Linked DNA regions of Homo sapiens: region 2 is linked to region 1. The links are chromatin loops, found by intact Hi-C in ENCODE. Cell type or tissue: heart right ventricle. All regions are shown on one strand. Links, peaks and the distances in the headings refer to the core of each region. The heading gives the core; the rest is flanking DNA.

Region 1 (2,917 bases), core at 324-2,823:
CTAGAGAAATAAGTAAATAAATTTGAAGGAGATGATTTATTATTGAAACACTGGGCTCATTTTTGCCCTAATATAGCAGTGTATCTTGATTAAAGAAAAATCCAAATTATGGGAATTTCATTTTCCAAACAAGTCACAATTAACACTGGAAAATCAAAAGCTGGCTCCAGTCTGCAGCGATAATTTTCTTTAGTCCATATATATATATATTTTTTGGATACCAATTGAATCTTTCCCACCCCATGCTCCCACAAAAAAAAAAAATCAGACATACAAATCACAGAAATTGTTGGCCTTTTTGAAGTATGCTACAGCCTCATTTCTTTCCATTCTTACTGCCAGCACCTATTACAAACCATTATCCTCTCTTCTCTGAATTGTCTCAAAAACCTCCTAGCTGATCTCCATGCACCTGTTCTTATGCTCCTCTCACGTCAACACTGCAAGTAAAGTGATTTTTTAAAAAACACGATCTGATCTTGTTTCACGCTTGCTTAAACCCTCTCTGTGGCCTCTCATGCTCTTAGATTAACCCAATTCTTTAACATGGGCCAGAGGCTTCGCAGGATTTGGCCCTGCCTGACTCTGCTTCCAGTCACTCTTGTCCTTGCTCACACTAACACTTTCCCATTTCAGAACCTTTGCACATTCTAATTCCTCTGCCTGGAAAATTCTACCTTTACCCTCACCTAGCTAACTCCTGCTCCCCATCAGGTCTCAGCTTTCATGTCACTTCCTTGGAGAAGACCCCATGCTCTTCCAGGCCCTGCAACACACTTGTAATTGCTTTGTCAACATCCATCATCCCACCAGACTATACGTTGCTTGAGGCCAGACTTGATATCTATCTGGTCTGCAGCCCTATGTTCAATGCCTAGCCCAGTGCCTGATGCACACTGTGTTTTACCAGCTCAAAGATGCATATTTTTTCCTATTTTTACAAATTTGAAATCAGGATCCATCTTTCAATCATTCATATGTCATAGTTTATTTGGCAGCATTTTTCTTTCCTAGTGTGGGTGAAATAATTGTGTATCTTACAATCAGAAGTATCTTACATTTAAAGAAATGGTGGCTGCCAAATGAATGACTACCTGTAATGAAAATGCCAGTAGTTCCTTTTTTTGTGTGTGTGTGCCTGAACACAGAAATTCTACTACTTATGAATGGCTGGGTTCTGAAAGGCAGTTTGCAAGCAGCGAAGCTAGAGAGCCAGCTGCTGGTTTCCTCCATTGGTAGTGGGTGGCATCGATTTGTCTTTACTCTAGTACTAGCTAGACATTATGCATGTTGGACGTTCACAGGGAGAGGAATGTTGTATCTGGGACAACTCATGCAAGCTCCTGCCTGCTGCTCTGGTGTCTGCTGATTCAACTTCTGTCAACACAATTCCATGTCCCAACCACTGCTGTCAGCACCTCCCCTGCCAAAGCTGATGTCACATCAGCTGCCCCAGCTCAGATCAGCTCCCCCATCACTGTCCTCCTTACACGCCAAATAGCTGTTTCTCCTGGCCAGCTGAACAGAGCAGTCCTTTGGTGTTCAGAAGACATCTTTCTCTATCATATATTCAGATGCCTATGTTGGGAATGCAGCCAAAGCCCTGAGAGAGAAGCAAGGTGCTACAGAGTGCTTGATCACTCATCACATTCCCGCCTTGACCATTGGTCCAGAGCCCTGAGGCTACCGGAATGGGTGAATCACTTCTTCTTGGAATCCCAGCATAACTCTGGGGCAATTCTAACAGAGAAGCAGCTATATATAGGGCCCAATACCTTCCAGTTTTGTCTTTTACATAAAACATTAGCTTGTTTTTCCCCCTTCTTAGGAATCAGCTTTTCCTCTGATGGAGGTTGTTTCACTCTGACCTTATCCTGAGAAAACTCCCTCCTTATCTGTGGGCATGTCTTGACTCTAGCAGAAGTAGACATAAGTAGAGCGGGTTTGTTCATTGACTGTGGCCTTTGATAAGTTGCATCCATGATAGACGAGGCTGCTATTTCTGGGTGTCCGCCCCCATCATTACCCATGCCCGGGGCTTTACAAAATAGCTGGGTTGAATCACACTGACAGAATCTTTTAGTCACTTTCAATTCTGCCAAGGAAATATAGGCATGAGCTTTCAGATTCTAAATTAACTTTGATTCCTACCAGATCCCAGTCCCTTTTAGGTCACAAAGCATCTGAAAACTCAGTTGAACACTTTCATTTAAAAAAAGGAAAGAGAACAGATAAGGGATAAATAATTGAAGCCAATAAAGGATTAAGATCTATGTCAAATAAAGATTTTATCCAAAATGTAAGAAAAACGGAGATCCCAATAAACTATTGAGATCTGTCCAAACTTTCCAACCCTGAATGGAAGCCAAGACAGAAATATCCAGTTAAAGGGGTCACTGAAATGTGGTTGGCTGAGGACTTTCCCCTCAAGAGCAGCTCATCCTGGCATTAGGAAGCTGGGCTGAACAAGGAGCCACATGTGGATTTGAATCCAAAGAGCCAAAGAAGAACATCTGATGAGGCCACAACTGAGAGACCAGGAGCAGGTGTCAAAAGCTGAAATATGGGCATAAGGGATGGAGGGAAAATATTGCAATGTATAGAAACATTAGGCTCCCCTAAGAAAACAAGTGAAATTATCACATGAACAATTTTTAAATGGGGCGCATAACAACACTTGTCAATACTAGAGAAGGGTCTCAACCACATTATGAATTTTTTTTTTTTTTTTTTTTTTGGTGGAGGCGGGGATGGAGTTTCACTCTTGTCACTCAGGCTGGAGTACAATGGCACAATCTCTGCTCACTGCAACCTCCACCTCCGGGGTTCAAGCAATTCTGCTGCCTCAGTGTCTTGAGTAGCTGGATTACAGGTACCCAGCACCACACCCAGCTAATTTTTGTATTTTTAGTAGAGA
Region 2 (2,917 bases), core at 201-2,700, 120 kb after region 1:
CACAGCATTTATCAGCCTCTGACTCATATTCATCCATTTACTTATTTTTCTGAAATGTAAGCGCTCTCTCTGCTCTTTTGAGAGACAGAGAGAGAGAGAGAGAGTATGTGTGTGTCCATCTGGTTAGCCCCAGCACCTAGAACAGAGGCTGGTGGCACATGGTGGACACTTGTGTCAGTTTCCTGTTGCTGCTGTAATAATCACTACAAACTTACTGGATTAAACAACATGCATTGATGATCATACAGCTCTGGAGGTCAAAAATTCAAAATGGGTCTCAGTGGGCTAGAATCAAGGTGCGGGTGGGGCTTCATTATTTTTCCTGGAAGCTGCAGGAGGGGAAAGTTTCCTTGCCTTTTGCAGCTTCTAGAGGCAGCCTGCATTCTTTGGTTCATGGCATTGTTTCTCCATCTTCAACGCTAGCAGCACAGCATCTTCAAAACTCTCTCTACCTCTGACTTCTCCTGCTTCCCTCTTTCACTTTTAAAGACTTTTGTGATGACATTGGGCCCACTCAGATAATCCAGGATAATCTCCCTACTTTAAGGCCAGCTGATTAGCAGCCTTAATTCCATCAACAACCTTAATTCCCCTTTGTCGTGTAACCTAACATCACCACAAATTCTGAGGATTACGACATGGACATCTCTGGGAAATGTATTATCTGTGTCTGCCAACAACAACATTCAATGAGTATTTGATAAATAAATGACTGAATTATTATCTAATTTCACTCATCAAGTAATTCCTTAGAATCAATGTAATTATTCTTCCATTTTACACATGAGGGAAATGAAGCTTGAAAGGTTAAGTCACCTAGCTAATAAATAGCAGAGTAAAACTCAAACAGGCTAACTCAAGACAGTTTCTGACTGTCCCCACTTGTTTCATTTTTCTGTTGTCAGCTTACAAATCTACCTCCTTGACTAGACTCAGAGCTCCTAGAGGAGAGAGACCATGGTTTGCATATTTACAACCCCAAAGCCCAGCCCAAGGCATGGAAAATAGCAATAATAATAATAGTAGTAGTAGTAGTAGGAATTTACTGAGTACTTAACAAGTGCCAAGTGCTGATATAAACACTACCTGCACCCAGAAAACGTATTGAGTAAATGTTGAGTGGATAAAACCAGCTTTTCTCACTAAATCCCAACAGCTACATTTTTAGCCCTATCTAATACTCAAGTTCTATACTATAAATGTGCAGATTAAGTCATATTAAATTAGAGAGGCTCTAAAACATCATCAAGAGTGGGTTTATTTCTGTCTCCTGGTCTGAATCCAGAATCCCAAGTCATTATCCATCAGTCTGTCTAATGAGTGAACATTCACTGTGAATAGATTTATCCATTCTAGATTAAGAGTTTGATTTGACAAACTAAAAAATAGTGACTAAGATATCCAGAGGTCTTCACAGTTTCCTAAGCACTTTCACAAGTACACTTAATTCTCAAAACAACATTGTACTTAGGGGAGGGATGTATTATTACCCCCATTTTATGATAGAAAAAGCTTGGCTCAGAAAACCTAAATAGATTGCCCAAGTTCACCTAGCTAGTGAGAACCACATTCCAGGTTTCCTGACTTCTATATCCACATTTTTCTACTATGTAGTGCTTCCAAGCAGAATGTCTTATGGCTTTTAGAGAGGGGAATGTCCATGCAGACTGGCAAGGCTCAGCTTCCACGTGGATCCGTGGGGACCGTGCCAGCTCCCCGAGCCTGGTTTGCCTACTCGTTCGGATCATGCAGCTCTCTCGATTGTGAGGTTTACAATTTCTCAGTCTGCACAATGAAAGAAAACCCTAAGAATTCAAATCACTCCGTAAAGTCTAAAAAAGGAGAGGGGATAATTGCCACTGGAGTGGATGTTTATTTGTCCTGAAAAAAAAAATATTTTCACTGAATAAAAATTCTGCATAACATAGAACTCAGGGGAAGAAGTTGGCAGGTGCAGGAGATTTCTATTCTGTTTTCTTTTTATCTACTTTTCTAAGCATCCTTTCTATTTCCATGCTTTGAAAAGCATGGAAGAGAACTCGGGCTCTGGGATAAAGAGAGAAAGAAGAATCCTCGAGTTACGGAGCCTGGCTAACCTCTTTTCTGTGAAGATCTGTGTGCTCTTTTGTGCAATAATGAAGAGATGGAAAGAAAAGAATTGTCCCCACATTATCCACCACTAGGCCAGCCAAAAGGACCTCTGACTAGGGAAGCAAAGCCACCCCAACACTGGCTAATTCCCCTCACTCCTTCCTTGCCAGATGGTGCTCTCAGAACATGACTGTCCCCTCTGTGATTGTCCATGATTTGAGGGTCAGGAGCCACCACAGGAAAAGTATCTAATTCCACTTTCACACACTTGTAGTGTCAGCAATCCAAATACAGAACTCTATTTTGGCCACATTTTAACTACTCTGGCATCAGCACAGGAAAAGAAGCCCACCTGTTGGTATCAGTGAAAAAAATCTCCTAAGTCACTTCTCAGCTATGCTCATCCTGGATTCTTCACCTCATCAAACATCCTACAAGGTCTGGTGTTCCAAGAGGCCAATCTATACTGCAACTCTAGTCAGAGAGAACATTTGAAAGCATAGAATTCTTCTCTCCTAGTCTGTTTCCTAAATTGCCATCAAAGCAATTTTCCCAAAGCATACACTTATTCATTCTACACATATATATTCAGTTACTATTAGGTGCTGGGTACTTTTCCAGGTACTTTTCTTGATTGCTGTGGCAAGTGCCACAGTAATCAAGGCAGGAAATACCTGCTTTTATCTAGAGGGAGGAGAAGATGTTAAACAAACCAACATATCTTATTTCTGATAAGTAATTGTAACAGAAAGAAACCAAAAGAGGGTAGTAGTGGTTGTGGGGTAGAAAGTGACTTGAGTGGGGTGATAGCTTACATGGTAAGTGT

What was found. Peaks named below come from ENCODE experiments on the same cell type or tissue, not always from the same donor. Only the 100,000 strongest peaks of a DNase experiment are listed, where the experiment ranks them.
Region 2: a loop joins it to region 1, with 3 times the contacts of the local background. A loop is called at or near these places in 8 of 110 quality-filtered maps.

Annotation. Positions count from the first base shown.
Region 1 is chr9:99,444,108-99,447,024 of GRCh38, forward strand. The region is part of intron 2 of LOC107987011 (a long non-coding RNA gene); the gene reads right to left. Among named protein-coding and RNA genes, the nearest start is that of NAMA, 70 kb to the left of the region's middle. In heart right ventricle, for the core only: no CTCF peak of the experiment used is centred there; a DNase peak (open chromatin) is centred at 1,404; H3K27ac peaks cover 1,756 bases.
Region 2 is chr9:99,563,701-99,566,617 of GRCh38, forward strand. No RefSeq gene overlaps it. Among named protein-coding and RNA genes, the nearest start is that of NAMA, 190 kb to the left of the region's middle. In heart right ventricle, for the core only: no CTCF peak of the experiment used is centred there; a DNase peak (open chromatin) is centred at 1,703.